Regions from separate parts of the Homo sapiens genome. Here region 2 is linked to region 1. Evidence: chromatin loops called from intact Hi-C (ENCODE). Cell type or tissue: OCI-LY7. All regions are shown on one strand. Links, peaks and the distances in the headings refer to the core of each region. The heading gives the core; the rest is flanking DNA. Region 1 holds the start of LINC02601 (long intergenic non-protein coding RNA 2601). Region 2 overlaps CASK (calcium/calmodulin dependent serine protein kinase).

Region 1 (15,905 bases), core at 5,247-13,246:
CAGGCGTGAGCCACCGTGCCTGGGCCAAATTCAGTATTTATGTAATCTCCAATACTTTTTATTACCATAATTATATACTATAAAGAAAATGTAATAGTCTATTTTTACCAAGCCTCTTGTAGACACTGCCAAATAAATCATACAAATATTATCATGCCCTTTGTGTGAAAAAGTTAAGGAGGCCTGATCTAGACCTTGGCTAACCGTTCCTTTTTAGGGGAGTCATCATGTACTCACTGAGGGAGGCCGCTTCTTGGTTGTGCACTCATTTCCCTGACACTGCCACCTTAGTGAATTTGGCTATGGCCCACATTTCTCAACTGAGAGCTCAGACCATTGCCTCTTGCATGGGATGGAGGGAGCGGCTGATTGCAGGAGCCGGGTGTTGCACTGGGCATGATGGCTCACACCTGTAATCCTAGCACTTTGGGAGGATCGCTTGAGGCCAGGAGTTTGAGACCAGCCTGGAAAACAGAGTGAGATCATGTCTCTACAAAATTATAAAAAAAAAAAAAAAAAAAAAGTTGGATGTGGTGGTATGCACCTGTAATCCTAGCTACTTGAGAGGCTGAGGGAGGAGGATTGCTTGAGCCCAGGAGGTCGAGACTGCAGTGAGCTATGATCACACCACTGCACTCCAGCCTGGGTGACAGAGCAAGACCCCATCTCAAAAAGAAAAAAAAAAGAGGTTGAGTGTTGATGTCTCCAAGTTTCACAATCAAAAGCCCGCATGTCTCCCCTTTGCAAACCTTCCAGCACTGTCTGTGGGGATTAGCTCCCCTGTCAGCCCTCACCACCTAGCCAGGGGCAGCCAGAGCTGAGGTTTGTTCTGAAACCCAAGGAAAGCCCTGGGGAGGAGAGCTTGCTAATTAGAAAAGGCCCTCAGCTGCCTTTCCCCTCTTCCTTCTCAGCATCCCTGGCTCTCAAGGTGACCTGCAGGGACCAGGACCAGCAGCAGCATCGGGATCCTGATAGAAATGCAGATTCTCAGGTCCTACCCCAGCCTTATTCAGAAACTCTGGGCCCAGAATTCCCTCCAGGGGATTCTGATGCATGCTCCAGTGTGAGCATTTGCATAGCTCTCTAAAGTCTTTCCCCTGATTGCTTAGAGCGCATCTTTCCTCCTTGCTAACGCCCTCAATCAGGGGTAGTCATAGACCTGAGCAGCCTCTGCAGTTGGAAAGGTGGGCCTGGCAGGCCCTGTGGGATCTCAGCCCTGCTAGGTAAGCCGTGGAGCTCTTCCTGGTCAGGGAGAGTGTGCATGGGGGTCACTAGCCCCATAGGAAACTAGAGAGATGGAGACAGACTTAAACAGCACAAAGAAACCAGAGAAACCAAGTTCTCCAGTGGGTACCTCTGAATCACCAGTAGAGGTTTTCTTCTTTTTCTTTCTTTCTTTTTTTTTTTTTTTTTTTTTTTTGAGACAGAGTCTTGCTCTGTCACCCAGGCTGGAGTATAGTGGCACGATCTTGGCTCACTGCAACCTCTGCCTCCTGGTTCAAGTGATTCTCCTGCCTCAGCCTCCCAAGCAACTGGAATTACAGGTTCCCGCCACCACGCCCAGCTAATTTTTGTGTTTTTAGTAGAGATGAGGTTTCACCATGTTGGCCAGGCTGGTCTTGAACTCCTGACCTCAGGTGATCCACCCACCTTGGCCTCCCAAAGTGTTGGGATTACAGGCTTGAACCACCACGCCCGGCCTTCTTTTTTTTTTTTCTTTTTTTTGAGAAAGGATCTTGCTCTGTCGCCCAGGCTGGATTACAGTGGCACAATCATAGTTCACTGCAGCCTCAACCTCCCTGGATCAAACCATCCTCCCACCTCAGCCTCCCAGGTAGCTGGGACTACAGGTGCACACCACCATGCCCGGCTAATTTTTTTTTACTTTTTTTGTAGAGATGGGGTCACCCTATGTTGCCAAGGCTGGTCTCGAACCCCTTGGCTCTAGCGATCCTCCCAAAGTGCTGGGATTCCAGGCATGAGCCATCGCACCTGGCCAGTAGAGCTCTTCTGAATCGTGCCTTTTTGTTTTAACCTTAGGTGCGGAGGGTCAAACATAATACTTCTCTGTTTGTGGCATATTAACAACATTGATCCACATAAGGCGTGGGTGTGTGTTTGTGTGTTTGTGCACGCGCACGCGTGCGTACCATTTGATTTCCATTTCCCACTCACCTCTCCCCCCACAGGCAATTGTTTTGTTGTGTATTCGTTCCTTCATATATGCACTTGCAAAATGAATACTGCTATTTTGCATGAATTTATTTTTTATGTTAATGTAAGTGGTATAGCCATGTAACATACCTATGGAAAAAAAGGCATGTATCATACATGTACAGCTAGATACATTTTCACAAAGGGAACATACCTGTGTAGCCAGTGCCCAGCTCAAGAATGAGAATGACCAGCACTCCAGAAGCGCCTTGTGCCCCTAGGGTAATTTCTATGGGACTCCTAACAACATAGATTGGTTTTCCTACTTTTGAAATTTTTATCAGTGGCACCTGTATGCATGTATTTTTGTATGTATATATTTTGAGTTTACATTAATGGTATTGGGTTATATATTTCACCTTGTTTCTCACCTTTCTCTCACCAAGGACTAAGTTTTTCAGGTCTATTTCCATTACTGTGTGTACATTACTATGTATACATAGAATGCATTGCTTTTATTTATTTATTTATTTATTTATTTATTTATTTATTTATTTTTTGAGATAGATTCTCGCTCTTGTCACCCAGGCTGGAGTGCCGTGGCACGATCTCGGCTCACTGCAACCTCCACCTCCCGAGTTCAAGTGATTCTCCTGCTTCAGCCTCCTGAGTAGCTGGGATTACAGGCACCTGCCACCATGCCCTGCTAATTTTTGGACTTTTAGTAGAGACAGGGTTTCACCATGTTGGCCAGGCTGGTCTGGAACTCCTGACCTCAGGTGATCCGCCCACCTCAGCCTCCCAAAGTGCTGGGATTACAGGCGTGAGCCATCACGCCCAGCCTAATGCATTGCTTTTAATTACTGCATAATAGAGGTGCAGGATTGGACCGGGCACGGTGGCTCATGCTTGTAATCCCAGCACTTTGGGAGGCTGAGGTGGGCGGATCACTTGAGGTCAGGAGTTCCAGACCAGCCTGTCCAACATGGCAAAACCCCGTCTCTATTAAAAATACAAAAATTAGTTGGACATGGTGGCATGCGCCTGTAATCCCAGCTACTGGGGAGGCTGAGGCAGGAGAATCGCTTGAACCTGGGAGGCGGAGGTTGCAGTGTGCCAAGATCACGCCACTGCAGCCTGGGTGACAAAACCAAACTCCGTCTCAAAAAAAAAAAAAAAAGGTCTAGGATTCTAGGATGGGCATCTACCTATCCACAGTCCCTGAGACAGGCAACCTAATCGCCTGGGGATCCCTGCCATTACAAACAGCACTGCAGTGACCATCTTGTGCACATTCTTCATGGGCCCATGGAAAACAGGTTGTGCAGAAAAGAATGGACACAGCAGGCCTGGCTGTCCTCCTGAGAAAGGCCTGCGTACCAGGGTGACCCTTGGCTGGTGTCTGGGAACTTGGATTTGGGAGGGTTCTCACCCTTCCCTAACAGATAATAGTGGCTCACTGGGCCTAAACTGTTTATTTTTATTTTTATTTTGAGACAGGGTCTCGCTCTGTCACCCAGGCTGGAATGCAGTCACAGCTCACTGCAGCCTCAACCTCCTGGGCTCAAGCAATCCTCCCACCTCAGCCTCCCAAATAGCTCGGACTACAGGTATGAGCTACCATACCCAGCTACTTTTTAAAATTTTTGTAGAGATGCGGGTCTCGCCATGTTGCCCAGGCTGGTCTCAAACTCCTGGATTCAAGCAATCCGCCTGCCTCAGCCTCCCAAAGTGCTGGGATTACAGGCATGAGCCACCACTCCCTGCCACAGTTCCTCTTTTGTAATCTGCTGAGCTCCATTGTGATGCCTCTGCCCTGTCCTGCCTGGAATGCCGCTCCCTCCCTTCCCTCACTTTTCTGATGGCTTCTTCAAAAACTGAATTCACTATTCACCTACAGACATTCCCACCACCTTGAGGAAGGTGGGGTGTCACTGCCAAAGTGAAAGACAGGCGGTACCACCTACCATTAAGAAACAGGCGGCCGGGCGCGGTGGCTCACGCCTGTAATCCCAACACTTTGGGAGGCAGAGGCAGGCGGATCATGAGGTCAGGAGATTGAGACCATCCTGGCTAACACAGTGAAACCCTGTCTCTTCTAAAAATACACAAAATTAGCCGGGCGTAGTGGCACGTGCCTGTAGTCCCAGCTACTCAGGAGGCTGAGGCAGGAGAATCGCTTGATCCTGGTAGGCGGAGGTTGCAGTGAGCCGAGATTGTGCCACTGCACTCCAGCCTGGGCAACAGAGCGAGACTCCATCTCAAAAACAAAACAAAACAAAAGAAAAGAAAAAAAAAAGAAGAAGAAGAAAGAGGCACACCAGCCTGGGCAACATACAGCAAAATCTGTCTCTACAAAAAATAAAAAATCAGCTGGGTGTGGTGGCACGTGCCTGTACTCCCAGCTACTCAGGAGGCTGAAGCAGGAGGATTGCTTGAGCCTAGGAGGACAAGGCTGCAGTGAGCCGTGTTTGTGCCAGTGCACTCCAGCCTGGGCAACAGAGTGAGACCTTGCCTCAAAAAAAAGGAAGAGGCACAATGTTTGGTGTCATTGGATTTTGGAGGCAACACACACCCTATTCTAATGAGCTACTCTGACCCAATTGCCCAGTAGACCAGAGATTGCCAGTTCTGAGCAACTGACAGCTCTGCAGTCCAGGCTTTGGTACAAGCTGCTCTGCCACTTTGGCCGATAGTACTTGAAAAGTCTTTGGCAAATAGCTGGGCGGTGGCTCACGCCTGTAATCCCAGCACTTTGGGAGGCTGAGGTGGGCGGATTACCTCAGGTCAGTAGTTCAAGACCAGCCTGGCCAACATGGTGAAACCCCGTCTCTACTAAAAATACAAAAATTAGCTGGGTGCAGTGGCACCTGCCTGTAATCCCAGCTACTCCAGAGGCTGAGGTGGGAGAATCATTTGAACCTGGGAGGTGGAGGTTGCAGTGAGCCAAGATCGTGCCACTGCACTCCAGCCTGGGTGACACAGCGAGACTCCGTCTCAAAAAAAAAAAAAAAAAGAAAAAGAAAAGTCTTTGGCAAATAGACTTGGAGCCCCCGCAATCCAAGATAAGAGAATCACACACAGACCCCCAGGGTCCATGGTCAGTCAGGACATCTGCAGCAAATTGTTTTAGCTTCCCGTTGGATGCCTGATCATGGAACATCTTCAAAACTTGGTTCACCACTTACTTTCAGGGACCTTTCCATAGATAACTACATCATACACTCTGTGGCTTCAACTTTCTTGGACTGAATGTGTGCTTTATTAAACAAGACTTGTAGCCATTTGCCTTGCTAAGTGATCCACCTGTGTTGACTTTGTCTCCCAACTAGTATGTGATATTGAGCAAGTTAACTAAATCTTGAAAAATGAGAATAAGCCAGACACAATGAAGCAGACCCATAGCCCCAGCTACTCCAGAGGACGAGGCAGAAGAATTGTGGGACCCCGTCTCTAAGAAAATAATAATAATAAATGCCGGGTGCAGTGACTCATGCCTGTAATCCCAGCACTTTGGGAGGCCGAGGCGGGCAGATCACCTGAGGTCGGGAATTAGAGACCAGCCTGACCAACATGGAGAAACCTCGTCTCTACTAATAATACAAAATTAGCCGGGCGTGGTGGCGCATGCCTGTAATCCCAGCTACTCGGGAGGCTGAGGCAGGAGAATCGCTTGAACCCAGGAGGTGGAGGTTGCGGTGAGCCGAGATCGCACCATTGCACTCCAGCCTGGGCAACAAGAGCAAAACTCCATCTCAAAAAAAAAAAAAAAAAAAAAGAAAGACAGAAAATAATAACAACAACAACAATAATAATAATAAAAGTGCTAGACTGGGTGCAGTGGCTCACGCCTGTAATCCTAACACTTTGGGAGGCTGAAGCAGGAAGACGGTTTGAGCCCAGGAGTTCGAGACCAGCCTGGGCAACATAGTGAGACCCTCATCTCTGCAAAACATCAAAAATTAGCCAGGTGTGGTGGCACGTGCCACCTGTACTCCCAGCTACTCCGTAGGCTGAGGTGGGAGGATCACTTGAGCCCAGGATGTTGAGGCTGCAGTGAGCCATGATCATGCCACTGCACTCCAGCCTGGGTGACGAGTGAGACTCTGTCAAAAAAAAAAAAGAGGTAAATAAATAAAAATAAAGCCCTTAGAAAGGTGCCTGGAGACTGGGCGCGGTAGCTCATGCCTGTAGTCCCAGCATTTTGGGAGGCCGAAGCAGGTGGATCACCTGAGGTCAGGAGTTCAAGACCAGCCTGGGCAACATGGTGAAACCCCGTCTCTACTAAAAATACAAAAATTAGCTGGATGTGGTGGCAAGTGCCTGTAATTCCAGCTACTCAGGAGGCTAAAGCACGAGAATCATTTGAACCCGGGAGGTGGAGGTTGCAGTGAGCCGAGATCGCACCACTATACTCCAGCCTGGGCGACAGAGAGAGACTCCGTCTCAAAAAAATTAAATTAAAAAAAGGAAGGTGCCTGGAACATTTTCAACAGTCAGTACATTTAAACTGCTGTTGCTGTTATTATGGCTGATGGGAGAGGGTTGCAGAGACAGAGTGGGGATTAAGTGAGAGAAACACCTGCCAATGGCACAATGATTATGACCTCCGGAGAAATAAGGAGGCGATGAGTGTTTGCAGGTGCTCCTGCAACAGGGCTCCATGGCTTTGCTTCAATGCAGAGCGCCGCTGGACTCTCGTCACGGCAGATGGAATCACGCTGCCAGGGCAGAGGGGAGCAGCCCTCAGAACCGTGCCATGAGTGTCAGGCCACAGGGTCGTGGCCATCCTTGGGTGAGGAAACCGCTTTTCTGCGCATGCTTCCCCAGGTGTTTAAAACTCTCTCTGGAAGATGAATCAGAGAACGCTTTAGACAGGTTGCACTATGGCTGGAAATAGAAATGCCGGGATCTCTCATTTCAAGTTTTCCACAAATGTTAATTTCCTTTTTCTGAAAGGAAAAACACTTGATTCTAATTTTTTTGTAGGCCTGAAATGAGATTTTTCCTCAATTGGAAGATGTGTTGTACCGTGTATGTACCATACACTAAATGAGAGAAGGGTTGGGAAAACGTAAGCAGGAAACTTTTACTGCAAAAGTAAAAGGAATTACTAAGCGAAAGCCAATCTGAAAAGGCTGCATACTATATGATTCCAACTATATGGCATTCTGGAAAAAGCAAGACTATGGAGAAGGTGAAAAATAATTCAGCAGCCACCAGGTGTTGTGGGGAGGGGGGATGAATAGGTGAAGCACAGCGGATTTGTAGGGCAGTGAAAATACTCCGTATGACACTATAATGGTGGATGTGTGGCATTATGCATTAGTCCAAACCCACAGAATGTACCATAGCGACAGTGAACCCTGATGTCAGCTGTGGCTCCTGGGTGATAATGATGTGTCCATGCAGGCTCATCTGGAGGGGGATGCTGCTGGGGGGAGGTTGTGCTTGTGCAGGGGCAGCGAGGAATATGGGAAATCTCTGCACCTTCCTCTCAGTTTTGCTGTGAACCTAAAACTGCTCGAAAAAAATAAAGTCTATTTAAAAAAAAAAAAAGTAAAATGAGAAAGCAAACTTGGTTTTGAGGGCATATTATTTAGAACTCTGCTGGGTGCAAGTAACAGAAGTTTCTAGCTCACTGAGCCCCAGAAGGACGTTATAGGTCATGGGTGCCTCGGGAACCGGAAGACAGGGATGGTTACAGATGCTGGGAGGATGCTGCAGTGAGGCGGAAGGCAGAATCCCTGTGGCCTCTCTCTCCCCAGCTCCCCTGTTTACACAGGATGATCTCCCGCTTTCCATAGACACTGTTTTCCCTTTCTGTACCCCAATCCTAAATTCCTGGGCAAGGGGACGCTGGTGGCCCAGTGCTTGGGGCAGGTGCCTGCTCCCAGCCCCAGCAGCTCTGGTCATGGTGGGTGGAGGTCCGGGTATGGTTCAACGGAAGCTGCCTGCAGCGCAAACCTACAAGGAAGTGAATGTGTGTGTTGGGTGGGGCAGGGCGCTTTCAGGGGGCCCTAGTTTTGTAATAGTCGTGCCCCCATCCCCACCCCAGCAGGAATATTGTGTTAGCTCCTGGCTGAACTAGGCCCCACTTTCTGTGCTTGCTGCTGACACCCGCTTTCCTTTTGATTTAAGGCCGTTGCAGGGCTCCGCTTTGGAGCGGGCATTGGAGGAATTCTTTGACCACCAAGCAGCCTCCATACCTCCCTCCTACATAACAGAGCCACCGAGAGGCTGTTTGCATTCTGCCTGCTTTCTCTTTTTCCGTTGCAGTAGTTTATTAATTAGTGTGCAAAAAATAAAAAGGAGGTAATAACCTTATTTATGTGCTAGTCCACGTGTTCAGTGTGCTCATTTTTTCTGCAGCCTGGCATCGGGAACCGGAACGTTTGGCCCCAGGAGAGGGGGCCGGGACCCTGGGTGCCAGAATCTTACAGTGCGGAGGCGACAGGCCAACGCAGTTCCTTCCTTTTCCTCCCTCCCTCTCTTCTTCTCCCCGCCACCTTCCTCCCTCCCTCCTGCCTCCTCTCTCCCTCCTCCCTCACCCCCTCCTCCCTCCGCGGGTTCTGGGCGTCCTTGGAAGGAAAGGAGAGTGGCCTCGAGGTCGGAGAACTCGCAGCAGTCATGGCAAACATCGCTGGGAAGCGGGACAGGATCCCCGGGAGGTTGAAACTCGGGTTCCAGGCGGCCTCTGGTGGCGATCACGGAGGGTGTGCCTCCCGGTCCCGCCCCTCACCCCGCAGCCGGGGACCCTCAGCCACCTCCCGGGCGGGCCACCCCGCCGGGGTCTGCTCTGGCCGCTGTCCCCCCGCATCATTTGCCACGAGCCCCTTCACTTCAGCGGTGCACGCGGGGCCATCTCCGCTTCCACAGTGTGGTGTTTAAATCCGCAACGATCACAGCCCAGCGGGGGACTCAGCAGGGAACCTGGGCAAGATGGATGCAGGGATTCAACGACGGCCCGGTCTGGCCAGGCCAAGCTTCTGGCCCCTCCTACAGCGGTTTGTAATGGAGGCTGATCCGCCTTTTCCGTGGTTGCAGCGAGGGAGAGCCTTGTCGCACCTCGCAGCACCCCCACCCCCCTAACCCCCATCGTCCAGCAGGCGGGCCCCGGCTTTGCACAGTTACCAACCTGAGCAGCCCCGCAGCGCGGCACCCAGCCAGCAGGAGGGAGGGAGGGCCAAGGTGGCTCCCCGGGGAGGCTGGAAGTCCTTGCCACCCCGGACTTGGGGACTGGGGGCTTCTGCACTGTTGGAATCCTGCCTGGGGGCACGAGCTGCCTTGAGAGAGGTTTCTGGATGTAGAGTCAGTTGGGCTCCCTCCCTGCCTTTTTTTTTTTTTTTTTTTCACCTCCTGAGACATCCAGGAAATGTATAGATATCTGCAGCACTCCGGGATGAACTGGAGGGTATTGGGGGAGTCAAAATGGGACCCGGTGGGAAAAACATATATTTCATTTTCCGTATATTATGTAATCCTGTAAATAAAATTAAATACATTTTAAGCTGGGGTGGTGCTTTCTGTAACTGAATGAAAAGCACCTCCAAGGCTTCAACTTCAAGAGAAAAAAAGGAAAAGGAGGAAATTTTTAAAAAAAGTTAACTAGGGGCCGGGCGCGGTGGCTCACGCCTGTAACCCCAGCACTTTGGGAGGCCGAGGCGGGCGGATCACGAGGTCAGGAGATCGAGACCATCCTGGCTAACACGTGACTATCTCTACTAAAAATACAAAAAATTAGCCGAACGTGGTGGCGGGCGCCTGTAGTCCCAGCTACCCGGGAGGCTGAAGCGGAAGAATGGCGTGAACCCGGGAGGCGGAGCTTGCAGTGAGCCGAGATCACACCACTGCACTCCAGCCTGGGCGACAGAGCGAGGCTCCGTCTCAAAAAAAAAAAAAAAAAAATGTTAACTAGGTAAAAATTTAAAAACAAAAAGCAACATAAAAAGAAAATTAAATACAGACTATTAGGAAAGGTGTGAAATACCAAGCATGTGTATAACATTTTCTAATGAAATCTTTCCAACCCCCTCTTTTGCTTTTTTAACTTTTTATTATGAGAAATTTCGAACATACATAAAAGTAGATAAGTAGATAACAAATCCTCACCTTCAACAATGACCAATGTAGGCCAGGTGTGGTGGCTCACACCTGTAATCCCAGCACTTTGGGAGACTGAGGCAGGCCGATTACTTGAGCCCAGGAGTTCGAGACCAGCCTGGGCAACATAGCGAGACCGCCCCCCCATCTCTATAAAACAATTTAAAAATTAGCTGGGCATGGTGGCACGTGTCTGTAGTCTCACCTACTCAGGAGGCTGAGGTGGGAGGATCACTTGAGTCCAGGAGGTTGCAGTGAGCTGTGACCTTGCCACTTCAACAAAGCAAGACCATGTCTTAAAAAAAAAAATTACCAATGTAGGGCCAATTTTTTTCACCTATATCCTCACCTACTCCCCCCCATTATATATTTTCATTTAATTAATTTTATTTATTTATTTATTTTTATTTTATTTTTTTTTTTGAGACGGAGTTTCACTCTTGTTGCCCAGGCTGGAGTGCAATGGCATGGTCTTGGCTCACCACAACCTCCGCCTCCCGGGTTCAAGAGAGTCTCCTGCCTCAGCCTCCCGAGTAGCTGGGATTACAGGCATGCTCCACCATGCCCGGCTAATTTTGTATTTTTAGTAGAGATGGGGTTTCTCCATGTTGATCAGGCTGGTCTCAAACTCCTGACCTCAGGTGATCCGCCCACCTTGGCCTCCCAAAGTGCTGGGATTACAGGCGTGAGCCACCGCGCCTGGCATATTTTTATTTTTTAATGATACGATAAATTGAGCTTGTGCTTTAGTTAAGGCTTGGCTGTGTAACAAGCCACCCCAAAACTTAGTGGCCCAAAGCAACAATAGTTTACTATTTCTTACCATTCCAGTGATTGGATTGGGCAGTTCCTCTGCCAGTTTTGACTGGAGTTCCTCCTAAAATGTCTAAGATTGCCCCTCATCCTCTAATAGGCTAGATGAGCCTCCTTATATGGCACCTAGAGTTTTCTAAGAGAATCAAGGCAGAAGCTTCAAACTTACTGACCTGTAAGAGTCCTGAGTCATTCCTGCCCCATTCTATTAACCAAAGCAAGTCGCAAAGCCAGCCCAGACTAGAGAGGTGAAGGGAGAATGGAGAGAGGGGAGAAATAAGCCTCAGTGATGGATGGGACGAATGAATGGCAGAGATTGCACAATGGTATGCACATTAGGATGAGAGGAATTTGTGGCTTTTTTTTTTTTTTTTTTTTTTTTTTGATACAGAGTCTGGCTCTGTCACCCAAGCTGGAGTTCAGTGGTATGATCTTGGCTCATTGCAACCTCTGCCTCCTGAGTTCAAGCCATTCTCCTGCCTCAGCCTCCTGAGTAGCTGGGATTACAAGTGCACGCCACCACGGCTAATTTTTGTATTTTTAGTAGAAACGATGTTTCACCATGTTGGCCAAGCTGGTCTCGAACTCCTGACCTCAAGTGATCCGCCTGCCTCAGCTTCCCAAAGTGCTGGGATTACAGGCGTGAGCCACTGCACCCAGCCAATAGCCTTTCAACAATCGATTGTAGTTTGCTTCCATCAACATAACTTTTCTTTCTTTCTTTCTTCCTTCCTTCCTTCTTCCTTTCTTCCTTTTCTTTTGAGATGGGGGTCTCACTCTGTTGCCCAGGCTGGAGTGCAGTGGTGCCATTATAGCTCACTGCAGCCTCAAACTCCTAGGTTCAAGTGATCCTCCTGCCCCAGCCTCCCGAGTAGCTGGGACTACCCATGCAGCATCGCACCTGACTAAATTTTAAAATTTTTGTACAGATGGAGTCTCACTATGTTTCCCAGGCTGTTCTCAAAATCCTGGCCTCAAGTGATCCTCCCACCTTGGCCTCCCAAAATGTTGGGATTACAAGCATGAGCCACCACACCCAACCCATAACTTTTCCTTTTAATAAACTTTATATATATATATATAAATTAATTTTTTTTTTGAGATGGAGTTTCACTCTTGTTGCCCAGGCTAGAATGCAATGGTGCAATCTTGGCCTCCTGGATTCAAGCGATTCTCCCGCCTCAGCCTCCGAGTAGCTGGGATTACAGGCATGCACCACCACACCTGGCCAATTTTGTATTTTTAGTAGGGACGGGGTTTCTCCATGTTGGTCAGGCTGGTCTCTAACTCCTGACCTTAGGTGATCCGCCCACCTCGGTCTCTCAAAGTGCTGGGATTACAGGTGTGAGGCACCGTGCCCGGCCTTTAATTTTATTTATTTATTTATTTTTATTTTTATTTTTTGAGGCCGAGTCTTGCTCTGTCGCCCAGGCTAGAGTGCAATGGTAGGATCTCAGCTCACTGCAATCTCCACCTCCCAGATTCAAGCAATTCTAATTCTTCTGCCTCAGCCTCCCAAGTAGCTGGGATTGCAGGTGCCCACTATCATGCCTGGCTAATTTTTGTATTTTTAGTGGAGACAGGGTTTTGCCATGTTGGCCAGGCTGGTCTCGAACTCCTAGCCTGAAGTGATCTGCCCACCTCAGCCTCCCAAAGTGCTGGGATTACAGGTGTGAGCCACCATGCCCAGCCAAACTATACACACGCACACACACACACACACACACACATATATATATATATATATATTTGAGACGGAGTCACTCTGTTGCCCAGGCTGGAGTGCAGTGGCATGATCTCAACTCACTGCAACCTCCACCTCCCAGGTTCAAGTGATTCTCCTGCCTCAGCCTCCCGGGTAGCTAGGATTACAGGCGCACACCACCGTGCCCAGCTAATTTTGTTTTTTTTTTTTTTTTTTTGAGGCAAAGTCTCATTCTTGTTGCCCAGGCTGGAGTGCAATGACGCGATCTCGGCTCACAGCAACCTCCGCCTCCTGGGTTCAAGCAAGTCTCCTGCCTCAGCCCCTGAGTAGCTGGGATTACAGGCATGTGCCACCATGCCCGGCTAGTTTTGGTATTTTTAGTAGAGACGGGGTTTCACCATGTTGGTCAGGGTGGTCTCAAACTCCTGACCTCAGGTGATCCACCCGCCTTGGCCTCCCAAAGTGCTGGGATTACAGGTGTGAGCCACCGTGCCTGGCCATGCCCAGCTAATTTTTGTACTTTTAGTAGAGATGGGTTTCACCATGTTGGCCAGGCTGGTTTCAAACTCCTGACCTCAGGTGATCTGCCCACCTCAGCCTCCCAAAGTGCTGGGATTACAGGTGTAAGCCACTGTGCCCAGCCAACTTTATATTTTTTAGAACAGTTTTAGTTTCATGGCAATAGTGGGCAGAAGATACAGAGATTTCCCATATACCCCCTTGACTCCCGACAGGTACAGCCTCCCCCATTATCAATATCCCCCACCAGAGTGGTATATTTGTTGCAATTGATGAACCTGCATCAACACATCATCATCACCCAGAGTCCACAGTTTACGTTAGGGTTTACTCTTGGTGTTATATATTTTGTGAGTTTGGACAAATGTATGATTATGTATGTCCAGCATCATAGTATTATACAGAGTATTTTTTCTTTTTCGTTGTTTTGTTTTGTTTATTTGAGACAGGGTCTCGCTCTGTTGCTCAGGCTGGAGTGCAGTGGTGCAATCATGGCTCACTGCAACCTCTGCCTCCTGGGCTTAGGTGGTCCTCCCAGCTCAGCCTCCCAAGTAGCTGGGACCACAGGCGCACATCACCATGCCCCACTAATTTTTCTGTTTTTTGTAGAGACGGGGTCTCGCCATGTTTCCCAAGCTGGTCTCACACTCCTGGGCTCAAGTAATGCTCCCACCTCAGCCTTCCAAAGTGGTGGGATTACAGGCATGAGCGAGTGTGCCCAGCCCAGAGTATTTTCACTGCCCTAAAGATCCCCTGTGGTCCAGCTGTTCATCCCTCCCTCCCGGCTAGCCCCTGGCAGCCAGTGATCTTCTTACTATCTCCACAGTTTTGCTCTTTCAAGAGTGTCACATAGAGTAGTTGGAATCGTACAGCACGTAGCCTCTTCAGATTGGCTTCCTTCACTTGATAGTATGCATTTAAGTTTCCTTCATGTCTTTTCATGGCTTGAGAGCTCATTTCTACTTAGTGCTAGTCCACTGTCTGGCTATACCACAGTTGTTTATTTATCCATTCACCTACTGAAGGACATCTTGGTTGCTTCCAAGCTTTGGCAATTATGAATAAAGCTGCTATAAACATCTGTGTGCAGATTTTTGTGTAGGCATAAGTTTTCCAGTCGTTTGGGTAAACACCAAGGAGTGTAACAAAACTCTTTATATGAGGTTTTATGCTTACAGTGGCAATTTCTGACCTGGACTTATGCTGAACTGCTGAACACTTCAAATACTTTTTTATTTTTTGAGACTTGAGTCTCGCTCTGCCGCCCAGGCTGGAGTGCAATGGCACGATCTCGGCTCACTGCAGTCACTGCCTCCCAGGTTCAAGCGATTCTCCTGCCTCAGCCTCCCGAGTAGCTAGGGCTACAGATGCACACCACCACGCCCACCTAATTTTTGTATTTTTAGTAGAGACGGGATTTTGCCATGTTGGCCAAGCTGGTCTCGAACTCCTGACCTCAGGTGATCCACCCGCCTCAGCCTCCCAAAGTGCTGAGATTACAGGCTTGAGCCACCGCACCCGACCAACTTCAAATGCTTGATAGCTACCATCAAGGGGAAGTTGTGTTAGCACAAGTTAACGTTTAACATTTTTTATCATCCATTTACAATTTTGCAACAGTTGATATTATATTTAAAGAACCTGGTAGCCAGGCATGGTGGCACGTGCCTGTAATCCCAGCTACTCAGGAAGCTGAGGCAGGAGAATCACTTGAACCCAGGAGGCAGAGGCTGCAGTGAGCCGAGATAGTACCACTGCACTTTGGCCTGGTCGACAGAGTGAGACCCTGTCCGGAAAAAACAAAAAAAACAAAAAACAAAAAAACTAAGAATCTGACAGCTCTTTCTTTTGTGGACAAGTGGAATGTTTACATTTCTTATGTAATGTGAATGGATTTTGAATCTGAACTATCTTTTCCTATTAGACATTTCAAAACAATGATGAAGGTCTAATTTGCAGAGGTACCTGCATTATGAGAGCAGCCGTGCTGCAGTTGGCTTGGGCACCATAAAATTACACACCAGCAGGCTGGGCGCGGTGGCTCACACCTGTAATCCCAGCACTTTGGGAGGCCAAGGTGGGTGGATCACCTGAGGTTGGGAGTTCGAGACCAGCCTGACCAACACAGAGAAACCCTGTCTCTACTAAAAAAATACAAAAATTAGCTGGGCGTGGTGGCGCATGCCTGTAATCCCAGCTACTTGGGAGGCTGAGGCAGGAGAATTGCTTGAACCCAGTAGTGGAGGTTGCGGTGAGCCGAGATTGCACCATTGTACTCCAGCCTGGGCAAGAAGAGCGAAACTCCGTCTCAAAAAAAAAAAAAAAAAAAAATTACGTACCAGCCACAAAAAGACAGAGGTTTCTGATCTGTGTGGTGATGGTGTTTCAGGGCATGGTGTGGAGGTATCGCCCTACCAGGCCACCTCTTCCCATCCCTATCTGTTGGCTACACCTTGATCTGCCCTGAGCCTTTGGGAACCTGGAAGAACCTTCTGCCCCCGGCAGTTCTGTGGACCCTTGTCCATGATGAGAAGGGGCACTGAAATAGTGTCTAATGGCAGAGCCCTCCTTGGCCAGTTGGTCACTCGTGCTCACCACCTGTGGGGAGTGT
Region 2 (15,905 bases), core at 4,061-12,060, 280 kb before region 1:
TTTTCATGATATTGATTCTTCCTATCCATGAGCATGGAATATTCTTCCATTTGTTTGTGTCCTCATTTATTTCGTTGAGCAATGGTTTGTAGTTCTCCTTGAAGAGGTCCTTCACATCCCTTGTAAGTTGGATTCTTAGGTATTTTATTCTCTTTGTAGCAATTGTGAATGGGAGTTCACTCATGATTTGGCTCTCTATTTGTCTGTTATTGGTGTATAGGAATGCTTGTGATTTTTGCACATTGATTTTGTATCCTGAGACTTTGCTGAAGTTGCTTATCAGCTTAAGGAGATTTTGGGCTGAGACAATGGGGTTTTCTAAATATATAGTCATGTCATCTGCAAACAGGGACAGTTTGACTTCCTCATTTCCTAATCAAATACCTTTTATTTCTTTCTCTTGCCTGATTGCCCTGGCCAGAACTTCCAACACTATGTTGAATAGGAGTGGTGAGAGACGGCATCCTTGTCTTGTGCCAGTTTTCAAAGGGAATGCTTCCAGTTTTTGCCCATTCAGTATGATATTGGCTGTGGGTTTGTCATAAATAGCTCTTATTATTTTGAGATACGTTCCATCAATACCTAGCTTATTCTGAGTTTTTAGCATGAAGGGCCATTGAATTTTGTTGAAGGCCTTTTCTGCATCTGTTGAGATAATCATGTGGTTTTTGTCGTTGGTTCTGTTTATATGATGGATTACGTTTATTGATTTGCGTATGTTAACCAGCCTTGCATCCCAGGGATGAAGCTGACTTGATCGTGTTGGATAAGTTTTTTGATGAGCTGCTGGATTCGACGTTCCAGTATTTTATGGAGGATTTTCGTATCAATGTTCATCAGGGGTATTGGTCTAAAATTCTGTTTTTTTGTTGTGTCTCTGCCAGGCTTTGGTATCAGGATGATGTTGGCCTCATAAAATGAGTTAGAAAGGATTCCCTCTTTTCTGTTGATTGGAATAGTTTCAGAAGGAATGGTACCAGCTCCTCTTTGTACCTCCGGTAGAATTCGGCTGTGAATCCGTCTGGTCCTGGACTTTTTTTGGTTGGTAGGCTATTAATTATTGCCTCAATTTCACGGCCTGTTATTGGTCTATTCAGAGATTCAACTTCTTCCTGGTTTAGTCTTGGGAGAATGTAGGTGTCCAGGAATTCATCCATTTTTTCTAGATTTTCTAGTTTATTTGCATAGAGGTGTTTATAGTATTCTCTGATGGTAGTTTGTATTTCTGTGGGATCGGTGGTGATATCCCGTTTATCATTTTTAATTGCATCTATTTGATTCTTCTCTCTTTTCTTCTTTATTAGTCTTGCTAGCGGTCTATCAATTTTTTTGGTCTTTTCAGAAAAACCGGCTCCTGGATTCATTGATATTTTGAAGGGTTTTTTGTGTCTCTATCTCCTTCAGTTCTGCTCTGATCTTAGTTATTTCATGCCTTCCGCTAGCTTTTGAATTTGTTTGCTCTTGCTTCTCTAGTTCTTTTAATCGTGATGCTAGGGTGTCGATTTTAGATCTTTCTTGCTTTCTCTTGTGGGCATTTAGTGCTATAAATTTCCCTCTACACACTGCTTTAAATGTGTCCCAGAGATTCTGGTACGTTGTGTCTTTGTTCTCATTGGTTTCAAAGAACATCTTTATTTCAGCCTTCATTTCGTTATTTACCCAGTAGTCAATCAGGAGCAAGTTGTTCAGTTTCCATGTAGTTGAGCGGTTTTGAATGAGTTTCTTAATCCTGAGTTCTAATTTGATTGCTCTGTGGTCTGAGAGACAGTTTGTTGTGATTTTTGTTCTTTTACATTTGCTGAGGAGTGCTTTACTTCCAATTATGTGGTCAATTTTAGAATAAGTGCAGTGTGGTGCTGAGAAGAATATATATTCTGTTGATTTTGGGTGGAGGGTTCTGTAGATGTCTATTAGGTCCACTTGTTGCAGAGCTGAGTTCAGGTCCTGGATGTCCTTGTTAACCTTCTGTCTCATTGATCTGTCTAATATTGACAGCAGGAAACATCATTATTTCTTTAACTTCTCTTTGTTATATTACTGCACTGGCTAGGACCGGCAGTCTTTCAAGGAGTGGTATAGTAGACATCCCGTCCTATTCTTGTTTTTAAACGGAATCTAAAGTTAGCCGGGCATGGTGGCGCTCACCTATAGTCCCAGCTACTCAGGAAGCTGAGGTGGGAGGATTGCTTGAGCCCAGGAGTTCGAGGCTGTAGTGAGCTATGATCACGCCACTGTACTCACCTGGGTGTCGGAGAGAGACCTTGTCTCTAGAAAAAAATGTTTTTTTAAAAAGGAACCTTTCCAATATTTCTTCATTAAGAATAATGTAGATTTTTAGTACATGCCTTTTATTAGGGCTAAAGAAGTTCCTTTATATTCTTAGTTGCTGAGCATTTTAATTGTGAATGGGTTTTGAATTTAATCAAATGCTCTTTCAGAATCTGCTGAGATGATCATTTGTTTTTTTCCTTTTATCTGTTAATGTGGTGAATGTCTTTTAAAGATTTCCTAATGATAAACTACCCTTGCATTTCTCAGATAAACTCAGCTTAGTCATTACATATTATCTTTTTTATGTACTGCCCGACTGTCTGCTAATGTTTTGTTTATAAGATCTCAGTATGTGCATTTATGAGTGAGACTGGCCCGTAGTTAATTTTCCTCTCTTGTATTTCTCTGATTTTAGTTTCAAAGTTATATCTACTTCACACAATGACTTGGAGAGTATTCCCTCTTCAGTTCTCCGAGAGATTTTATATAATATTGGAATGATTTGTGTCTTGAAAGTTTGGCAGGACTTGCCTGTAAAGTATCACAGCCTAGTGTTTTGGTTTTTAGTTTTAAGAAAGTTTTGTTTTTGTTTTTTAACAACTGCTTCAATTTCTTTAACATTAAAAGGCCATCCAGGCTTTCTATTTCTTGAGTGAGTTTTGGTAAATTACATTTTCCTAAAAAAAAATAAGTTTTAAAATATTGCAGAGAGCTTCTTCATAGTATTCTCTCATCTTTTTATTCTCTGCCATCTTTGTCATTATGCCCCTGTTCATTTCTAATATTGTTTATTTGTGCCTACTCTTTTTTTCTTGATCAACCTTGCCAGAGGTTTGTTCAGAAACCCACTCTGGGTTTGGTTCATTCTCTTCATTATATGTTTATTTTCTGTTTCATTGTTTTATGACCTAATTTTTATTATCTCCTTTTTTTTTAACTTTCTATTGGTTTTGGCTAACTTTACAAATTTGACACATAGTTCATTTATTTCCAGTCTTTTTTTTTTTTTTTTTTTTTTTTGAGACAGGGTCTTGCTCCATCGGCCAGGCTGGAATGCAGTAGCATAATCATAGCTCACTGCAACCTCGAACTCCTGGGCTCAAGTAATCCTCCTGTCTCAGACTCCTGAGTTAGGACTACAGGCAACCACACTCAGCTAATTTTTTTAATACTTTGTAGAGATAGAGTCTTGCTTTATTGCCCAGGTTGGTCTCAAACTCCTGGCCTCTAGTGATCTTCTCGCCTCACTCAGCCTCCGAAAACACTGAGGTTATAGACATGAGCCACCATGCCCAGCCTTCTTTTCTTTTCTTTTTTTTTTTTTTTTTTTTTTTTTGAGATGGAGTCTCGCTCTGTCGCCCAGGCTGGAGTGCAATGGTGCAACCTCTGCTTCCGGGTTCAAGCGATTCTCCTGCCTCAGCCTCCCAAGTAGCGGGGATTACAGGTGCCCACCACCACGCACAGCTAATTTTTATATTTTAGTAGAGACGGGGTTTCACCATATTGGCCAGGCTGGTCTCAAACTCCTGACCTCATGAGCTGCCCACCTCAGCCTCCCAAAGTGCTGGGATTACAAGTGGAAGCCACCATGCCTGGCCCAGCCTTCTTTTCTAATATGTGCCTTTAAGACTAAACTCTCCCTCTAAGTACTGTCTTAATGTATCCCACCAGTTTTGACATGACGCATTTTTATAACTCAGTTCTAAGTATTTTTATATTTCTATTATGATATTTTTCATTGACCTATATTATTTATAATTGTCTGTTACTTTTCACACTTAACAGGATTTTCTGTATATCTTTTTGTAATTTACTTCTAACTTAATTACATTGTGGTCAGAGAATGTAGTCTGTATGACACCATTTCTTTGAGGTTTGTTGAGACTTGCTTTATGGCATAGCACTTTAATCGTTTTTATAAATGGCCCACGTGTACTTAAGATGAATGTTTATTCTTTAATTGTTGCATGCAGAGGTATCTTTTTGTAATGAAGCCAGGTCAGTGTGTACATTTCTGCACAATTTATAAATAAGGAAGCAACATTGTAAATAACACTCTAAGCATTGGTTCTTGGTCATTTCTTTCTAGCTGAAGTATTACAAGATGCTGAAATGCCAACCAAAAGATTAAATTATCTTTAACAGAATTTGCTGTTGTGTAGATATTATCATGTCACAACTCTTGGAAAATTGACAACCTTCGTATCATATCTGGTAGATAACGATAGCAGCCAACACTGTCATGGTGCTTGGTATGTGCCAAGAACAGTTCTAAGCCTTCTGCATTTATTAAATTTGTTTAGTTCTTAAAACAATCCTATGAGATGGGTACTATTTTCATCTCCATTTTACAAATGTGAAAACTGAGGTATGGAGAGTTTCAGTAATTTACCCAAGATCTTAAAGCTAGTAAGCAAGGAAGCTGGAATTTGAACCCAGGCAGTCTGGATCCAGAAGCCATACTTTTAAACCACTATACATACCACCTCTCTCAGAAAAATAGATTTCTGCAGCCATCCATCAAAACTGTGCCTTCCACAAGTAGATATATCTGTTTTGATGAGGTTACTACATGAGTTAAATAATTCTGCTGCAACCAAACTTGTACCTGCCTCTGAAATATTGGCCCTCAATATTCAACTTAGTTTTTAAAAATTACATTGATGCCTCTGGATTTTGTTACTATGAAAGCATATATCATTTCATGTTTATAATGTTATATAATTTCTTAGGTACACTTCATGTTGGTGATGAAATTCGAGAAATCAATGGCATCAGTGTGGCTAACCAAACAGTGGAACAACTGCAAAAAATGCTTGTAAGTAAATGAAAGTTTTTCCTTTCCTAAAATTGACTTTTACTTTGTTAGCTTGTTTTTAAATATACAAATAAGGAGTATTCTTCTGTAATCAGAGAATTTCTGGTACCATATTTATGTGGACTTGAACTTATATAACATTCATAAAACTGACAACTAGAAAAATGTTGAAATACAATAGAGTTTACAAACATTTTGCCTGTCTTTAGCAGTGTGGGCTTTAACACTCTCCTTTTATCCTTTATCTCCTGTTTCTTACCAAGCAGATGATTAAAGAAAACCTTTTCAGTGTTTGTACATGTGAACTAGTTTCTCACTGACCTCAACTCTCCTGACATCAGCAGTGTCAGAAACCTCTTTCCTGTTGAGCTGAGTCATAGCCAGCTGTCGTGGATTTCTCTACAGCATAGAAGGGAGGAAAGCCACGGTAGACCAGGCCATTTTTGACCATACATATCCAAAATCTGTATTCAAATTAGGCTTTGGATTTTTTAAAAAGGCAAAATGACAGCCTTTGCCTATGTTCATTGTCATAGCAAGCAGACAGAGGTGTTTGGGGCCTCTGATCCCTTTTCCCACTGCAGTGTAGTAGCACCCAGGTTATGAATACCTATTAAGTATGAAATAAGCTTCACAGACTCACCAAACATTTTTTTTTCTTTTTTTTGAGACGGAGTTTTGCTCTTGTTGCCCAGGCTGGAGTGCAATGGCGTGATCTCAGCTCACTGCAACCTCTGCCCCCCGAGTTCAAGGGATTCTCCTGCCTCAGCCTCCCAAGTAGCTGGGATTACAGGCATGCGCTACCACACCCTGCTAATGTTTGCATTTTTAGTAGAGACGGGGTTTCTCCATGTTGGCCAGGCTGGTCTCGAACTCCCGACCTCAGGTGATCCACCAGCCTTGGCCTCCCAAAGTACCGGGATGACAGGTGTGAGCCACCACTCCCAGCCCAAAATTTTTTTTTAAAAAAAAGCCAAAATTAATAAGCAAAAAGTGGCTGGGTGCGGTGGCTCATGCCTGTAATCCCAGCACTTTGGGAGGCCAAGGTGGGTGAATCACCTGAAGTCGGGAGTTTGAGACCAGCCTGGCCAACATGGTGAAACCCCGTCTCTACTAAAAATACAAACATTAGCAAGGCATGGTGGCGCGTGCCTATAATCCCAGCTACCCGGGAGGCTGAGGCAGGAGAATCACTGGAACCTGGAAGGCAGAGTTTGCAGTGAGCCGAGATGGTGCCACTGCACTGCAGCCTGGATGACAGAGCGAGACTCTGTCTCAAAAAAATAAATAAATAAAAAATTTTTAAAAGTAAAAAGCATATTCTATGGGGTACACCATTATAATGTGGCATACTCAATGTAATTTTTATGTAATTACCTAGTCTATTGTCTAATTCAATGTATATTCACTTTTGAAAGGCATGTCACTTAGAAAGTTTTGTATTCACATCTATAAAAAGGTGACCATTGAAGATCTGTGAGACCATTGCTGTATGAGCAAAAGGCAATTGGCTGCTGGGCTTTTCCCAGGAACTTACTCTACTGTTAACTCGAGCAGTCCCTGCTTCATGACTACATTTCATTTTCCGGCTATGTGCTCTCAGATGGCTTGTGCTAATTGCCCCCATGTGTTTTGAGTGGCTTCTTACATGGTTTTGTGAACAATTGTTTGTAAGAAAACTTTTCTTTCTTTCCCACCACCCCCCCTCCAGAGGGAAATGCGGGGGAGTATTACCTTCAAGATTGTGCCAAGTTACCGCACTCAGTCTTCGTCCTGTGAGGTAATGACTCTAACAAACCACCCCCATCTGCTCTGAGTTCTTAACTAACTGTCTGCTGATGGCTGTATGTTTTTGCTTTCTGGGAAATTGTTTCTGCCTGTGCTGTTAGATCACTGCACACCAATTTTACAACAAAGATAACGGAACAGAGTAGGTCCCATCCACCTACTCAGCCCTGCTTCCATGTGGATCTCCTCAGCACTTTGAACTTTTTGCAGGCTGAAATCTGAGCAAAATGTAGAGAAGTTACAAATGATGACATAAGGCTTAATAAGGAAAAAACGGAGTGTCTGAGGGAAAAAAACTAAAGGCCATAATTGCAGTAATATTTCCAGGAAGTTCATTCACTTCCCTTGTTAAGAAATCACATAGATAGTTCTTCTTTCTAAGGATCTGAGAAGTGATCTATTTCTGTTGAGATACAGTTGTTCATACAATTGTGACAGGTCTCTAGATGGAAGTTAAGTCTGCAATGAATTGATAATTGACTTCACTAGAGGGAAATAGGCTTTTGCAACCTTTTGTAAAACTGTTTAAATTTAGAATGGTATGTGATCTGTAAACAAGTAAGTTTTCTAGAGTAATACAGCCCCAAAGTTTCTTTCTTAAAATAGGCTTATCCTGTAGAAATTATAGTTCTTCCAACCTATATTATTCAGTTTTGTGTTGGTTGTTAAATGAGATTCAAAAATCTATTCTTTTTGTATTGGAAATATAAATGGGCATAAATGATATCATCCTTTGGTCATTGCACGTTCAGCTCGAGTGTTATTTATTGAAGCTTGTTCTTTCATGTGCATCTTCCGAGAGTATGTGCATCAATATGAAGTACACACTTCCTAAAGTTTATTTTTAAGACTGACAGGTAACTTATTGGATTTGTACTTAGGAGAACCTGAGAGAGAATTGTAATACTTCTAGTCTCTAGTGATGGTGTAAATTTCATAAGAAAAATCAGAGGCTTCATATTTTTTAAAAGCCTATTGAAGATACATATTAAAATGTATAGTTTTGTCAAGTATATTTTTGGTGAGCCATGGCAATTGAGGTGTCCGTTGTAACGGGTCTTGAGCTCCTCTTGGTGGCTTTTTATGGAACTTCAATTAATAGTATATTTCAAAAGAAAATGCAGAATTGCTTCTGTTCCAGGATTCAGAGTATTGAAATTTGTTACCTAGAACACAAACTTTGCTGGGAAACAAAGAATGTCACACTTAACATTCTATGTAAATAATTTTAATATTCCAGAGTTACAGATGTCCTTATATCATTTCTCATCTGTTGAAGAAATTTAGTAAATACAATTGACTTTTGTCTTTTTGGCTAACTAACCAGAAGGTACTGTTAGTTATTAATACAACATAAGTTTCTCTTTTTTTTTTTAAATGGTCGAACTAGTTTGGGGTGGAACCAGTATCATAGATGTAAATTCTATGTTCTTGAGTAAGAAGAACCCCTCTTACCTTCTTTGCCTTTGAATAGTAGAAAAAATAATGATACTTCTCTCCTAGCTCCACCTCCAGCCTTTTTGGCCCTCCTGTTCCCTGGCAGAATTCAAGCTTGTGGTTGGACTCTTCCCAGCTAGGGCAATACTTCAAAAAAAAAAAAAGAAGGCTCTCTGGCCACCTGCATCTGCATCCCCCAGGTCCTTGGTTAAAGAGTAGACCCCTGCCCCTCACCCTGGCTCTACTGACTTGAGTCTCTGCGGGTGGCACCTGGAGATCAGTCTTGCTCACTAACATATGAGAATGCTCTTCTAAGGGATCTCATTACCTTTAAGGCTGACAGGTTCTAGAAATGCTCTTAAGTCATCTGGGGAAAAAAAATGTCTTTTAAAAAGACATGCACATTTCTAAGGCTTAAAAGAACTCTACAGAAGCAAAAATTAAAAAGTACTTATTTCCTTCCTCTCCTTGTTCTTATCGTTAAAGTTGATTTGGACACTAAGGGAATGGAGCCTGGAAAATATTTTGAGTGTATAGAATAGTAGAGAGAAAGCAAGCGATAGAGGAGCCTGGATATAGGAAGAGTGGCTGTGGCTCCTAGGATCTTTGCTGGAAGTGTAATATTGTTATAGGCTTGAGATTATTGTTTTAATCAATCTGCTAAAATAGTCTTAAAAAAAGAGTTCTTCTCTGATGTATATCTCTTTTACCCTTACTAGTAATAATATTTATTCTATAATAGAAAGATTCTGAGGTGATTGTAACATGTGAAATCTTAGGTTTGTTTCTCTTCAGATTGGGTCAGTTAGTAACTCTTGACACAGGTACTAAAAATTATTAAATACTTTTCAAACCTAATCTTTAATAAAAATTAGGCAGTTGGGATCTTCAGCACGATAATTTATGGTAATGTTTGTCATCTTATACTTGATAGGGTTTTAATATCAAGTCACTCTTCTGGGTCTCATTAAAAGAAAGAAAAGGTATAGAATGTTAGAGATAGGAAAGAATTGATTAATGAATGACACAGTCATCACTTAAAATATGTGAGCCTTCGAACTGCAAAATTTTTTTCATACTTCTGTGAAATCATGCAAGCAAGTCAGTATGGCACCTATACAGCTCAAACCTCAAAGGAAATGGTTGTCAGACTGTGGTTGTTACTGTTGATGTAAATATCTCTGTGTTTCTGTGCTGGTGTTCTGTGTTAATGAACCTTGTGTCTTATTTCAGAGAGATTCCCCTTCCACTTCCAGACAGTCCCCAGCTAATGGTCATAGCAGCACTAACAATTCTGTTTCGGTAAGAACTTTAGCTCCACACAGCAAAGTGTGACAATTTTGTTGGTGCTCACCTGCCATGAGTGTTCTAGTTACATGTGTTCAGTGGAAATAGTGTCTTCTGCTGATATACAAGGCTACTACAGCTACAATGCACTTTACTCCTGGAAAATCTTTTTCAACATTTCCTTCTCATTAAAAATCCCCTTCAATAGTTAAATTTGAAGAAATATAGTTCAAGACTGCTTTGGTCATTCTAAAAATATTTCTATGCCACCCCATTTGTATGTATGACTTTGCTCAAACCTATGCAAAGGATGTAAACGGAAATTTGTTTAAACTTCTAAATATTTTTTAATTTGAAAAAGATAAATGTAAGAATTTTGCAGAGTAGGCATTTGGGTATTCTTGGGCTTTGTAGTTTTCTATTCTGAGTGATATCAGCAACATGTTTTAGTTTCCGCTATCTAAGTTTACGAATTGGTGTGCCCTCTGTTATTGTGGTACGTGCACATATTTTTGTGAATTATAAGCCTTGCCTGGATATGAAAAGCAAAAAGAACTGGCTTCAAACTGCACTTAAGCCACGCTGTTATCACATCTTTAACACAAAGTACTTTATATTTGACTTGAACTTGGAGTTTTAAATTTTTTCAGAACTATCCATTTTGGAATATAGAAAGAATTGTTTTTAACTTATTTAAACAAATGGAAGCACTTAACAGGTGCAGACTGGCAATATTTTGGTTGCTAATACTGCTGTTTATGACCCAGTTAAAATTATTGAGAGTTCTAATAATGCAGCAGTATTCTTCTTTCCTGACTTTTAATTTGCCCTTTGAGAATATATCAACTTTTTTATCAGGTAAAATTGTAAATAATTTAGAAATTATCTCAAATGGAATGATATTCTAAGTATATCGTAAGAGAAATTATGAAAGAAAATTGTCTATGACTTTATTTTCAACTTTAAAATAGGCTACCAAAGGAATTCATTCATAACAGTTAACATTTAATACTTTTAAGATGATGAAAAGCCATATAGCCATTGAATTTTTCAAAATCTAAATGGTTGCAGTGACTAAGTTGAAAAGGGCAACAGCTCCTTTTATTTATTTTTTTTTTTTAATAGGCTGTTTCACTTGCAGTGGCTTTTGTGTTGAAGATGCTGAGTTGTTTCTTAAGAACACATTTTCTCTCTGCTTAAACTTACCTGCTTTCTTCAGCTTGCTGCTAAATGGCCTGGGTTTGACTTTTTGATAACTCAACATTTCTGATAAATGGAATAATGTATATTATCTCTTTACAACTTAAATCTAGCTCATTTTTTTAACCATATTGTAACAGAACACACAAATTACTTTGTACTCTTGAAAAATAAATGAAAATTTTTCTCCTGGGTTGGCTTTATTCTACAGGACTTGCCATCAACTACCCAACCAAAAGGACGACAGGTGAATAGATATCCTCTATAGAAACTTCTCTAAACTGAGCAGCTAATAGCCAATCCTTTATTAACCCTTTCCATCCCATAATGTTTGCATTTTGGACCATAACATTTGAGCATTGAGAGCTTGTACCATTTCATTTTAACACATTACACATGACTAATTCTCTATAAAGAATTTTTCCTCACATCTTTGTAGCTGTAATGGTTATTGTAATTTCAACCTGATAATTTTATATTAATGGTTAAGAATTCAGCCTTTGGGGGTGGCTGTGGGCCTGCCTCTGGCATGCAAAAGAATTTTAAAGGTTATAAAATTCTTAGAATTCTAAGACTAACTAAAAAGTTATTCTTAAAATGCTGATGAACATTTTTAAGCAAAAATTTTCTGAAGTTGAAAGCTTTTTCTTAAATTTGTATTTGCATGTGTATTTCTAAAAGCCATTTGCAATGAAAAATAAGAAAAGAATATAAATTATCTTAGCTTCACATCCTGATATACCTGTGTTAGTTCAAACATGAAAAGTTAAGTGCTGCCTAACACTGGCAAGTAACTTTCAAATTGCCAGCACTTTAGAGGTATAGATTTTAAATGCAAATGCAGAGACTTGTAATTTTATAGGCTGGATTGCTGAAAATAAACAGAAAAATCACACAGTGGTTCCAAAGTCTTCAGGTTGGTTTTACAGTGACTTAAACATTAATATTCAATTTTAATTTCAAGAGATAGAATTTTTATGGGATTTTTATCTTGAAATATGGTATTAAAAATAATCAGATTTAGTGTTAAGATATGTATAAATTAGTACCTGATAGAATTCACCCATAATTTTGTCTTAAGACTGTATAATTGATGGAACATTGGGTATGAATTACCTTATCTTAAAGCATTTAAAAAATAAAATAATTCATAAAATGCTGCCATATAATAAACCCTTGAATGCTAATCTATTTCCTAAGTAAACTCACATATCATAAAACTCAGAGCCTTGAACTATGCATGTCTTGAAGCTCTGTGCTGATTTCAAGTGTTACATTGGGGGAAGCTAGGGTTCAAATTCATTTTTATTCTCTCAGAAGAGTAAAATACAAACCTAAAACCTAAATTAGAAAAAAATGAAGCTTTTTTTAACTTTTAAAAAATTGTTTGAGTTACACTTAACTTTATCAGCAATGTGTAGACACACTGCCAGTTGTCATATAAGCATTCTACAGCAAGATACCAACCCAGAGTTCTTGCTAATTTTATATCGTGTGCTGCTTTAGGGTTAAAACCTATCCTGACTGCTAGTATTTATGGCTTAAAGGCTGCCACGCAGTCATGACAACGTATCCATAATGCCAGCATCACCAATGCAGGTTTAAAAAAGAGCGAGCATACTTTTCTATAATTAGAGGCCTATTCTGTTACAGTAAAAGCATAAATTAAGTCTTTATTTTTATTAAACAAGTATTTCAAGTGTTCCTTCCAAATAAAAACAGCAAAGTTTTGAAGCTATACTCATCAAAGATTACTAGTACATTGTTTCTAGCGGTAGAAGTTTTTTGTGTCGTATTTCCATGCATCGTTTTTGCTTTCACCATCTGATGTCCTGTTTGTATTGTAACTGTTGGTGTGTGGTTATGACATTAGAGCTAACTTCTCTTTCACATCACTATGGCATCCTTTCTTACGAACTCCTGTTTTATAGATCTATGTAAGAGCACAATTTGAATATGATCCAGCCAAGGATGACCTCATCCCCTGTAAAGAAGCTGGCATTCGATTCAGAGTTGGTGACATCATCCAGATTATTAGTAAGGATGATCATAATTGGTGGCAGGGTAAACTGGAAAACTCCAAAAATGGAACTGCAGGTCTCATTCCTTCTCCTGAACTTCAGGAATGGTATGTTTTTATGCGTGTTTTGCTTTGCTTGGTTATAAAAACAAAGCCCTGACCATCCATTTTCCAATTTTATATTATTTTAGAGTGTAAAACCTGTTTGATATATTCCTTCCTTTACGAGCCAAACAAAATTTAAATTAGTCATCCAAGAATTCTATATCTTCAGTATCTAGTGAGATCCTAGTTGCAGAGTCAGGGCTTCATTTTACACAAAAAGAAAGGAAGGTCTGGAAAGAGATTGGATGAGCAGCCCTGAGCCAAGTCATGGTCTCACAGCAGAGCCCTCCACTCCTATATGCTGTTATAATTGTTTTAGAATGGCATTAAAAAAATGTACGTTCTCCTTGCCCTTCTACATGCTTTCATGCCCATCCCATTCCCACCACCAGCAAAAAATGTAGGTGCAGTGCTTCAGTGTCACTCAGAGTATTTGAAGATAAAATGTATTTCACTGTTAGAAGGAGGTAGTCAGAAGCTTTGTTCTTTACCTTGCCAGTCCTTTAAAAATACCTTTTCTGCTAGAAAGTTTAAGCCCTAAAAGCAGGCTAAAGTTAGGGGTTTTAGGCACTGTTTTTAACTGAGAGAAAAGGAGTCACAGATCACTGTATATTTTGATAAAATCTATTTCTGCTATTATTGTTACCGTTTCCTTAGTTGAACTGTCTTTTGGAAAATATTGATGGTTTTACCTTTGTTGGTACTTGGGCAATATACCAGATTATTTCTAGCACAAAAGAGATAATGTCTGAGTTTTGTTTCATGTGGCAAAAAATAACAGCCATTAAGCATCCTGCCAGTTCCTCCTAAAATACTTGAACCCAGCTAAAAGAGACCAAAGACATTGAGTCCATAGAAATTTCTACCTGCTTTTATCTATTTTTCTCACTAGTTAAGAGATTTCTCAGTTAATCTCTTTTGCTTGATCGCCTCTTTCAGCTATCCCATGTTTCCCCAAAAAATAGTATTAAATTTAGAATGTTGGAGCTGATGAGGACTTCAGATGCCATCATTTTATACATAAGGAAACGTGGGCCCAAATGGAGAAGCAGCAGCCTTCCATCTGGCATTGTCTTTCAGTCTGATCTTCGAGAAACAGTTCAAGCATAAGCAGGAGGAAAGCAATCTTTAAGTCGTTGCCGTGATGATGCCATTATATTCTTACTGATATTTACATTTTACAGAATGTCTTCTTTAATGTTACCATATATTATGGGCATTTATTGAAAATAATTGTGTAGATTCCAGACCTCTTCTGCCTAGTCAGATCATCTATATAAATGTTTCACCAATTTCTAGAACTCTGAGTCCTCTGGAGGAATCCTGAGTGATGGCAGTGCAAAAAGCAGATTTGCTTCCTATTTCCTGTAATGGTGGATGAGATTATTTGGATAAATCCTCCTGATGAAAAAAAATGAAAAGTGCCGCAGAAAATATGTTTTTCAAATGACCTTGAAAGCACTGAATAGCTGAAAAGGTATCAGGGGCCAGGCATGGTGGCTCACACCTGTAATCCTAGCACTCTGGGACGCCGAGGTGGGCAGATCACTTGAGGTCAGGAGTTCGAAGCTAGCCTGACCAACATGGTAAAACCCTGTCTCTACTTGAAATAAAAAAAAAAAAAAAAATTAGCCAGGTGTGATGGCAGGCACCTATAATCCCAGCTACTTGGGAGGCTGAGGCAGGAGAATTGCTTGAGCCCGAGAAGTGGAAGTTGCAGTGAGCCGTGATCGCGCCACTGCACTCTAGCCTGGACGACAGAGTGAGACTCTGTGTCCGGGAAATAAAAAAAGGTACTGGGGAGCTCAGTGACCAATTTTTTTTTTTTTTTTTTTTTTTTTTGAGACGGAGTCTCGCCCTGTGGCCCAGGCTGCAGTGCAATGGCATGATCTCAGGTCACTGCAACCTCTACCTCCTGGGTTCAAACAATTCTCCTGCCTCAGCCTCCTGAGTAGCTGGGATTACAGGCACCCGCCACCACATATTTTTAGTAGAGACAGGGTTTCACCATGTTGGCCAGGCTGGTCGTGAACTCCTGACCTCGTGATCCACCCACTTTGGCCTCCCAAAGTGCTGGGATTACAGGTGTGAGCCACCACACCAGGCCTCAGTGACCAATTTTTATGTGAAAGCCTTTAATAAGAATGATAAGTGGAATATCAGAGTTACCAAGTGGCCCATTTTGCAAACAGGGCATTTGTCATTACTGAACACTTCTGTGCCAGAGAACCAAGGTTAAGATCTAAGGCCAGTACAAGTTGGGGAATCTGTTAGAAGACCCTCCTCATTGTTAGGAGTGCAAGAGGCAGTCCCCCCAGGCTAAAAGGAAACAGATAAGCATACCCTTATTTCCCTTCAACACCGGAGGACTATAGAGAAAGCTGCCTTGTCACTGAGCAAAGCAAAAGATGAGGAAATTGGGAACAAACTTCCAAATTGTGGCCACCAGTCCACCTTGAATGGATTTGCACCCAGGTACACACAGCCTGGGGCAGCCAGGGGAGCTGAAGCCATGTACTTGATTTGAAGTTTCCCCTTTCTTTACTAATAGTTTCAGATGTATGGTATAAACAGAAAGTCTCTGAAGGCAAACACTTTTATCCTAACCCCCACTAACTTCATCCTATCCGCCCGACATAAACTTTTTCCAGGGCAGTAGCCAGCAAGTCAAAATTATCAGGCACACAAGGAAACAAGTAAGACCCAACAGAAATGACAGATAGTAGAAACAAACCCAAACCTACTGCATATATTGGAATTAAGAGACAAAGATTTTAAAAATAAGCTTACGAAGTTGGTTCGTTTGTTTTTGAGACAAGGTATTGTGCTCTCGCCCAGGCTGGAGTGCAATGGCATGATCATGGCTCACTGCAGCCTCGACCTCCTGGACCCAAGCAATCCACCCACCTCAGCCTTCCCAGTAGCTGGGACAACAGGCGTGCACCACCACACCCAGCTAATTTTTTTCTTTTTCTTTTT

Evidence for each region. A loop is a pair of places that touch in the nucleus more often than their neighbours do. Peaks named below come from ENCODE experiments on the same cell type or tissue, not always from the same donor. Only the 100,000 strongest peaks of a DNase experiment are listed, where the experiment ranks them.
Region 2: a loop joins it to region 1, with 3 times the contacts of the local background. A loop is called at or near these places in 5 of 110 quality-filtered maps.

The regions. Positions count from the first base shown.
Region 1 is chrX:41,269,271-41,285,175 of GRCh38, reverse strand. It overlaps LINC02601 (long intergenic non-protein coding RNA 2601), which reads right to left and starts at 9,437. Exons shown (of 2, transcript NR_135616.1): 1 at 9,293-9,437; 2 at 8,398-9,087. RefSeq lists enhancers at 8,350-8,850, 8,851-9,351 and a silencer at 8,825-9,184. In OCI-LY7, for the core only: CTCF peaks have their summits at 8,671 and 8,878 (motif pointing left); DNase peaks (open chromatin) are centred at 7,845, 8,085, 8,835 and 9,205; H3K4me3 peaks cover 2,274 bases; H3K27ac peaks cover 2,304 bases.
Region 2 is chrX:41,550,743-41,566,647 of GRCh38, reverse strand. CASK (calcium/calmodulin dependent serine protein kinase) reads left to right here. Exons shown (of 27, transcript NM_001367721.1): 17 at 5,004-5,089; 18 at 6,801-6,869; 19 at 9,548-9,616; 20 at 11,013-11,048; 21 at 12,733-12,929. Among named protein-coding and RNA genes, the nearest start is that of CASK-AS1, 41 kb to the right of the region's middle. In OCI-LY7, for the core only: CTCF peaks have their summits at 7,731 and 7,934; a DNase peak (open chromatin) is centred at 7,927.